Linked DNA regions of Homo sapiens: all the other regions are linked to region 3. A link is a contact called in ENCODE Hi-C or POLR2A ChIA-PET data. All regions are on one chromosome and are shown on one strand. Each heading gives the region's core, a stretch centred on a gene start or an enhancer-like site at or near the end of the contact. The rest is flanking DNA. Distances are from core to core; before and after follow the strand shown.

The links. A loop is a pair of places that touch in the nucleus more often than their neighbours do. ChIA-PET counts read pairs that join two places held with the same protein, here RNA polymerase II (POLR2A). Pooled maps may share reads with other maps.
Region 1: a loop to region 3 is called in a map of CD4-positive, alpha-beta memory T cell, with 20 times the contacts of the local background. The contact joins the promoter of ABI1 here to the enhancer-like site in region 3. A Hi-C loop is called at or near these places in 2 of 168 maps with a recorded cell type or tissue (CD4-positive, alpha-beta memory T cell and naive thymus-derived CD4-positive, alpha-beta T cell) and 6 of 50 pooled maps.
Region 2: a map of naive thymus-derived CD4-positive, alpha-beta T cell shows a loop between it and region 3 (17-fold over the local background). The contact joins the promoter of MASTL here to the enhancer-like site in region 3. A Hi-C loop is called at or near these places in 1 of 168 maps with a recorded cell type or tissue (naive thymus-derived CD4-positive, alpha-beta T cell) and 6 of 50 pooled maps. POLR2A ChIA-PET finds 5 or more read pairs at or near these places in 1 of 52 experiments (activated CD8-positive, alpha-beta memory T cell).

The regions. Positions count from the first base shown.
Region 1 is chr10:26,859,676-26,862,375 of GRCh38, forward strand. ABI1 (abl interactor 1) reads right to left here and starts at 1,283. Exons shown (of 11, transcript NM_001012750.3): 1 at 1,072-1,283. The coding sequence starts at 1,188. RefSeq lists silencers at 656-805, 916-1,005 and an enhancer at 1,326-1,525.
Region 2 is chr10:27,153,960-27,156,659 of GRCh38, forward strand. MASTL (microtubule associated serine/threonine kinase like) reads left to right here and starts at 1,393. Exons shown (of 12, transcript NM_001172303.3): 1 at 1,393-1,653. The coding sequence starts at 1,468. YME1L1 (YME1 like 1 ATPase) reads right to left here and starts at 425. Exons shown (of 19, transcript NM_014263.4): 1 at 219-425. The coding sequence starts at 251. RefSeq lists enhancers at 1,155-1,214, 1,835-2,084 and silencers at 1,275-1,484, 1,282-1,480.
Region 3 is chr10:28,367,040-28,369,739 of GRCh38, forward strand. No RefSeq gene overlaps it. Among named protein-coding and RNA genes, the nearest start is that of MPP7-DT, 65 kb to the left of the region's middle. Within about 2 kb of position 1,297, at least 9 of the 41 ENCODE cell types and tissues checked have a DNase peak (open chromatin) inside an H3K27ac peak, as active enhancers do.

The DNA.
Region 1 (2,700 bases), core at 33-2,532, 1.5 Mb before region 3:
TTTTCTAATTTACAATAACAGATATTTTTACGTTGTAGTTCAGAGGCTACCTCTGTTCGTTTCTGTATTTGGATTCACATACTATACATTTACTTAGCTTGTTAAGAGAGAAACCTCAGAAAATAAGCAACCGGCGATGACACCAGTCTATTTTAAGTTACTTATGAAGCCTACAGCTCAAGAACTTTTGGGAGAAGGGAGGGTAAGCCGTTTTTCCAAGGAGTTAAGAACAATTCGTGTTTGATAATTAATGATAGCAGCCCTAACAACCTCTTAGAATACATTATGGTGGGGCGGAAGTGAAAACGATGAGAGGGGGAAAAAAATAAAAAAAACCCGACTTGAAAATGGACAAGCAGACAGATTTACAAACCTTCAATTAAAGGAATTTTAAGATGAACTTCTCTCAAACGCCCTCCCTCACTCCCCACACCCGCTTCCTCCTCTCCTCCGGGAGGTCGGTGTAATGTGACTCATGACAAATTTTTTTTAAATAAATAAATAAATAAAAGACACACCCTCTGGGGGCTGAAACTGACATAATCGCCCCCACCCCACCCTCCGCCGACACACAACACACACCCCGCTGGTCCTCTCCCTTCTGCGGCTTCAGCCTCGTCCCTGCCCTCTCCTCTCCCCTCTCCCGTCCTGGACCTCCTCTCCCGGCGCAGAGAGGCGGCGCGGCGGCAGCTCGGGGGTATTCCGGGACTCCAGCCCTGCGGACTGGAGGCTACCTGGGGGGCGCGCGACCCCGGTGGCCGGGCCCTGGGGGAAGCGGACGCGAGGGGGGCGCCGGGCTGCGGCAGCGGCGGGCTCCCGGCTCCCTCGCCCATTTTCTCTCTCCCCTTCTATCGGTTTCCACCACCACAGCCACTTCCTGTATCGCAGCCCGACTCCCTCAGCCCGGCCACTCGCTCTGTCCCCGGTTGGGGCTGGGGTTGGGGCTGCGGTAGGGGCTCGGGTTGGTGGCAGCCGCTGAGGTCAGGGCAGTTCCCCACCCCGCCCAGTGGGCTGGTCACTCCGGCGGGTCCTCGACCCGGCCAGCGCCCGCCGGCCGCCAGAGCGCCTCACCTGTATGTAGTTGTTTTCACAGTAGTCTGCCACCCGAGTCAGGTTCTGGTAACTCTCGATCAGCGCCCTCTTGCCAGACGGGATCTCCTCCTCTAGTAACATCTGCAGCTCTGCCATTTTCCACCCCTCTGCATCGCTTCCTCTCGCGTTAAAGAGACAGAGGCAGCAAGGTCCGCCGAGGCTCCGAGCACCTCACAGCCCGGATACAAACCGCCTACCCGCCCTCCCGCCTGGTATTGTGGGACGGCACCTCCTCCCCTTCCTCCTCACTCTCTCCAGCCCCCCTCCACCCCCTTCGTGCAGCCGCCTGAACCTCGTTCTCTCGCGAGCGTTTATTTCTCCCACCCCCACGGACCGCGGGATTTTTTTTTTCTTTCGCACTGTCTTCTGGGAATTGTAGTCTCTCCTAGGCTAGGCGGCCCGTCCAAAGCGCATGCGCCCAGACACCTCCGAAAACCAACGCGGCAGAGCGCAGAAAGCGGAGACCGAGGGTGGAGGGAGGGGGCGGTGTTGGGGGGAAGTCCGGAGTTTCCTCACAGCTCCGGAAGGTGGCGCCACAGGGTGATACTGGGGGAATGAAATCGGTTCCCCAAGTTTCATGTGAAACTTGGCAGAACTTGGTTAATTAGGAAATGTCAGTGAATCAAGGACACCCATTCAGAGAAGGATTAAAAAGGGGACAGAGTACGGAAAACTAGATTTTTACTTCCTCTGCCTTCTTAGAAATAAAGCGAGTCAGGCTTTACTTTCTGAAGTTCCGCCCCCATCAATTCATTTAAAATTTAGCAAACATTTCTTGATTGCCAGCTGTTTACCAAGCAGCGTACTAGACACTGGGGGTACAAGTTGAGTACGAATACTCCGTACCCTTAAAGACTCAATTATAAAATAAACATACATAGCTTGTAGTGCTTTCCTGTCCTAATTTCTCTTTTCTCTGACTCTCCTTATCATGTAATCTTCCTACACTTTTAAGGTCATGTGCACGTTTTTTTAGGGGTGGGAGTTGTTTGCTTGTTTGAGACAGGATCTCACTGTTACCCAGCCTGGAGTACAGGGGCACAATCATGGGTCTCTGCAGCCTAGACCTCCTAAAGTCAAGCGATCCTCCTGCCTCAGCCTCCAGAGTAACTGGGACTACAAGCGTCGGTCACTACACCTGGCTGAGCTTTTTAATTTTTTATAGCGACAGGGATCAAATTATGTTGCCCTCGCTCGTCTCGAACCCCTGGCCTCAAGCAATCCTTCTGCCTCAACCTCCCAAACTGCTAGGATTACAATCATGAGCCACCCACCCTGATCCTTCGTTTTTTGCTCCTGGATTTTTGTTTTGTTTTGTTTTTATCACCTGCTTTGGAATAGTCTCAAAAGGCCCTATATTTCAAGCTCTTCACTTCAACAGGAACATTAAATGCTTCGGATATAATCAGCTATGAAAAGTGTTGTCCAAAGACTTTGGACATATGTTCATGTATCTCCATAAAGTCATTTAGAATCAAAATAACTAGGAGTAAAAACATCACTCAACCAAATTAAAAATTGCCAGCACCAGGTATTTATTGAATATTGCCTTTACTGGGGCCTTATTCAGGGCCCCAGGGAACCAGTTTCCCTCTTCGACCTCTGAAA
Region 2 (2,700 bases), core at 143-2,642, 1.2 Mb before region 3:
ACATCCCGCCTCTGCCCTCAACAGCTTCATCGTCAGCACTGAAGTCTCCGGCCCACTCTCAGCGTCGTCCCCTGATCCACTCCTCAATCCTGGGATTCGCATTGAGTACATCACTTCATTTCTAGAGTCCCTTCTGAGAAATCGCTTCCACGAGCGCAATTTGCAAACAGCCACGGGCAGGGCGGGAGGAAAAAAAATGGGCTGAATGCCTGGCTTACCTGGGGTTGCACCGTGCTCGACAAGGAAAACATCTCCGGCGGGCCCTCAGCGACCTCACCCGCCTGCCGAAACTGTGCCCCTCTGTCCACGGCCCGGCGGGGAGGCGCTGAGCCCTTCTTTTTTCCTTTTTCTCCGACCCGTTGCCCCTCACTCCTCCCAGAAACGGAAAATGGCCTCCCCTTCCTACAGCTACTGCAACGACAGACAATCCGCCCCGGAAGGCGAGGCGCTAACTCAACAGTACTTCCGGGGCAAGTGAGCGCCCACAAGGCCAAGTGCCTGCGCGTTCTTTCCCGCGGAAGTAGTTGACATTTACAAGGAGCAGCGCCCCCAAAGGTCTTTAGCTGTTTTTTAAGGGGAGAACAGCCTTTACCCTCTTTGGACTTTTTCTTCGTTTTTTTTTTTTTTGGAGACGGAGTTTCGTTCTTTCGCCCAGGCTGGCGTACAGTGGCGCGATCTCGGCTCACTGCAACCTCTGCTCCCCGGGTTCAAGCGATTCTCCTGCCTCAGCCTCCCGAGTAGCTGGGATTACAGGTGCCCGCCACCACGCCCGGCTGATTTCCTCTTAAGACTTTCTACAGCTTCCTTATGAAATCTTCTGACTGGGCCTTGAGCAATAAGGTCTTTTGCTACAATTTAGTGCTCTTTTCCTCACACTAAATCGAAAACTCTCCCTGTTGGTCCTGATCTGTTTCAGTCAGGCAAATTACATCCTGGGAAAACGTCAGATGACAGGGGAGGCCACTCGCTTCCTGCTCATCCAGTTTCGACACTTTCTGTGCTTTCATTAGCTTCCAGACCTCAGCCCTGGCCCTCGCTTTACTGTACAGTCAGAACTGGTTTCTACGCCTCGCGAGGGTGGGAGGTCGTGTATGGGAGGAGGACCGCTTCCCACCAGCCTCGTTGGGAAGCCAGGAGAAATCTCTTCAAATCCTGCGATTCAGAGTCAAGTCCCAGTCGTCCTTTTTCTGGTCGGCCCAGAACTGTTTGTGCCTCCTCCCTCATGAGGAATGATGTCAGTGGGGCCGCGGTCGCCGCCCACGAAGAGTGTAAGGCTGCGAAGTCGGGGCTTTCCCGACGCCCCCTCCGTCCGCGTCTGCGTAGGGGAGGTGACGAGGGCGGGGCGCGGCGGCGGGGTGACGTCACGGCCGCGCGCGGCGTGGGCGGAGCCTCACTTTGAACCCAGTTGGCGGGAGTGGCTGCTCGCGGAGGGGCAGTGTCTGCGGGGCCGCTGTATGCTGTCCAGCGATGGATCCCACCGCGGGAAGCAAGAAGGAGCCTGGAGGAGGCGCGGCGACTGAGGAGGGCGTGAATAGGATCGCAGTGCCAAAACCGCCCTCCATTGAGGAATTCAGCATAGTGAAGCCCATTAGCCGGGGCGCCTTCGGGAAAGTGTATCTGGGGCAGAAAGGCGGCAAATTGTATGCAGTAAAGGTAGGAAGTCAACGAGTAGCAAGGAAGGGGTTAGGCCCTTCGGCCCTCCTTCCTGCCCCACCGGCTTGGGCAGGCCCCGGGGTTGCTGGAGCGAGGAGTCTGGGTGGCCTGGCTTGCTGAAGCCTCCAGAGCCCTGCGAGCTGACTTCTTTTTGGGGCGACATCAGCGGTCGGGTCGGGTGTCTCGCCTCTGTTCCGCCCTTCCCTCCATATCTCAGATGCCCAGTGAGAACAGCAAAGTTTGACTCTCTTCTCCCTGCCCAGCGTTAGCAAATGAGGAAACTGAGGCCAAAGGCAAAGGGACTTGACCGAGGTGATTACATCGGTCTTAGTACAACAGGCACTTAAAGCCAAAGCCGTGATTCGTAGTCTCACCCTGGCTTGAGTTAGGTTTCTTTTTTATTTTTTTTTGAGGCGGAGTCTTGCTCTGTTTCCCAGGCTGGAGTGCAGTGGCGCAATCTCGACTCACTGCAAGCTCCGCCCCCCGGGTTCACGCCATTCCCCTGCCTCGGCCTCCCGACGAGCTGGGACTACAAGCGCCCGTCACCACGCCCGGCTGATTTTTTGTATTTTTAGTAGAGACGGGGTTTCTTTAGTAGAGACGGGGTTTCACCGTGTTAGCCAGGATGGTCTCGATTCCCTGACCTCGTATTCCGCCCGCCTCGGCCTCCCAAAGTGCTGGGATTACTGGCGTGAGCCACCGCGCCCGGCGAGTTAGGTTTCTAAATCCAAAAGGTTTTTAGTAATTAGTGGTTTTGTTTACCTTGTTTGCTTTGACGTGCAGAATCGTCGAAATTTTTCTACCACAGAAGAGTGATTAATCTGTAGGCACTGATAACTTTTTAAGTTTTATTCTTAACCAGAAGAAAGATTACTATTTTCTGAGAAGTCTTTAATAATTTTTTTTTAAGACAGTCTTTCTCTGTCGCCCAGGCTGGAGTGCTGTGGTGCAGTCTCGGCTCCCTGCAGCCTCTGCCTCCTGGGTTCAAGCGATTCTCCTGTCTCAGCCTCCCGAGTAGCTGGGATTACAGGCGCGCGCCACCATGCC
Region 3 (2,700 bases), core at 47-2,546:
GCTCATGAGTTACTGAGAACCCTCACTGGAGAACACGTGCCTTGTGGAAACCCTCTTGTGATATAAGCAGCAGGGGCACCCCTGCCAGTTTCAAAATCGTGTGACAAATGGACACAGACCTGTGCCCCCCACTGTCAGAGCCTATCTGCTCTCTACAGGGGCTTCCTTTTGAAGAGTCAAGCTTCTTGCCAAGCTATCTTTCAGCCAAAAACCATTTTCCTCTAGTTTACAGGAAAAAGAGGAAGAAAAAGCCCACCCATCCTTTTCTGGGTTGATTATTTTCCATTTGAAATTAACGAGCTTCCCACGATGAAGCCAAGTTGTTTTGTTCGGATAATGAAATTGCATTTTTGCTTCACACGCAGCAATTCAAACTAACGTGGGCTCCAGCCATTTAGGGAACAGGTCCTTAGTATGGCCAGAAAGAAGGAATGCTACTGTTTTACAGAGATAAAAGTTACATTCAAATTCCTCTCTGAATTTCCCTGCGTATCATGGACAGACAAACTTACAGAGAGACTTTGTTTGTTTTTTGTTTTTTGAGACAGTTCTTTCTCTGTCGCCAAGGCTGGAGTGCAGTGATGCAATCGTGGCTCTCTGCAGCCTTCAATTCCCAGGCTCAAGTCATCTTCTCAGGTTCCCGAATAGCTGGGACTACAGGTGCAGCACCATGCCCGGCTAATTTTTTTACTTTTGTAGAGACAGGGTCTCACTATGTTGCCGAGACTGGTCTCAAACTCGTGGCCTCAACTGATCCTCCCGCCTCAGCCTCCCAAAGTACTGGCATGAGCCACTTTGCTTGGCACAGAAATACTTTAAATATTTACCCAGGATATTTCAAATATGAATCTGTACTTGACGTGTCTACAAGTGGCTGGCTAGTGTTTCCAAAGACGCACTGAAAACGTTGAAAAAATAAAATGGCGACTCCGGATAAGGTATCTGTCACCATGCTATGTTGCACAGAATGCTCACAGGAAAAGCCACACTGCTCTGTGACATTATGATCAAGGAACACGTGCTGAGTGGAGGCTCAGACCATATGGGCCTGTGCATATGGTAATCATTAAAGACTCACAGCTTACAAGAGTAACTGACAGAAAAAATATATATAGTGAGAGTCTCAGTGGTATAAATTCCTCTCTAGACCTCCCACCATATGGGGATATTTAAGTCAAAAGAATTAAGCATCAGAGCTAGAAGCTATTCCTGCACACAAGTAGAAACTACTTTCAGTGAGCAGAATCAGGAAATACGATGACTTGTCTACTCAGGCACATACTTAAAGAAAGTACCCAAACCGAAGGAACTAGAAAGACTTTCGCTTCTTTTGAAAAGAAGGGAAGTGGTGAGTGAGCTTCGGCATTCAGCCCCACCCAAAGAGCTCCCCAGACCTGGGCCACAGTGTCAGGAAATTGCAGCAGAGAGTTCAGAGAGACAGGACTAGGTCCAGCAAAGGAAAAATGATTAAGGGGTCAAAGACAGGGATAAAAGTGGCTTTTTTTCCCCAAATATTGAGTTGGAGTCTTTATTTTTATTTTGTATTTTTATTTATTTTTATTTTTTGAGACGGAGTCTCGCTCGTTAGCCCAGGCTGGAGTGCAGTGGCACAATCTCAGCTCACTGCAACCTCTGCCTCCTGGATTCAAGCAATTCTCCTGCCTCAGCCTCCTGAGTAGCTGGGATTACAGGTACGCACCACCACACCCAGCTAATTTTTGTATTTTTGGTAGAGACGAGGTTTCACCATGTTAGCCAGACTGGTCTTGAACTCCTGACCTCATGTGATCCACCTGCCTTGGCCTCCCAAAGTGCTGGGATTACAGGCATGAGTCATCCTGTCTGGCCAACTTGGAGTCTTGAATGAAAAATAAGAGATACATTTTCAAATTCATGCAAAGTGCAAGCATTTATCTTTGGTAAGCATGGGTTTGCAATCTGAAGAATCTGTAGATTTTTCAGGTGAAGATGAGCAGAGTAGGAAGCAAATATTGTACTTTGACCGATTTTTTTTTTTTTTTTTTTTTGAGACGGAGTCTCACTCTGTCACCAGGCTGGAGTGCAGTGGCACAATCTCAGCTCACTGCAACCTCCACCTCCTGGGTTCAAGCCATTCTCCTGCCTCAGCCTCCTGAGTAACTGGGACTACAGGTGTGCACCACCGCACCCAGCTGATTTTTTTGTATTTTTAGTAGAGACGGTTTCACCATGTTGGCCAGGATGGTCTCGATCTCCTGACCTTGTGATCCACCTGCCTTGGCCTCCCAAAGTGCTGGGATTACAGGCGTGAGCCACCGCGCCCTGCTGGCCAATTTGATTTTAAGCAAAAGGTTTCATTTTGTTACATACCTCACCGTGCTCTGGCCACATCCTAGAAGATGGTGACACCATAAGAAGGGGCCAGAACACATCCTGAAGCAATATACTAGTCACTGTCACCTTCACCCCCATGCCTCAGAAAGTAAATTTACACCCCACCAGGGAGCAAAATTACACTCACATACACAAAACATGAAACGCCGAAGCATCCTATTGTGGAAGTCAGTTTTAACATAAGAAGAAAAGTCTATGCCTTCAAGAAATATTTATTAGGGCTGGGCCCAGTCCCTCATGCCTGTAATCCCAACACTTTGGGAGGCCAAAGTGGGAGGATCACGTAAGGCCAGGAGTTTGAGACCAGCCTGGGCGACATAGCAAGAC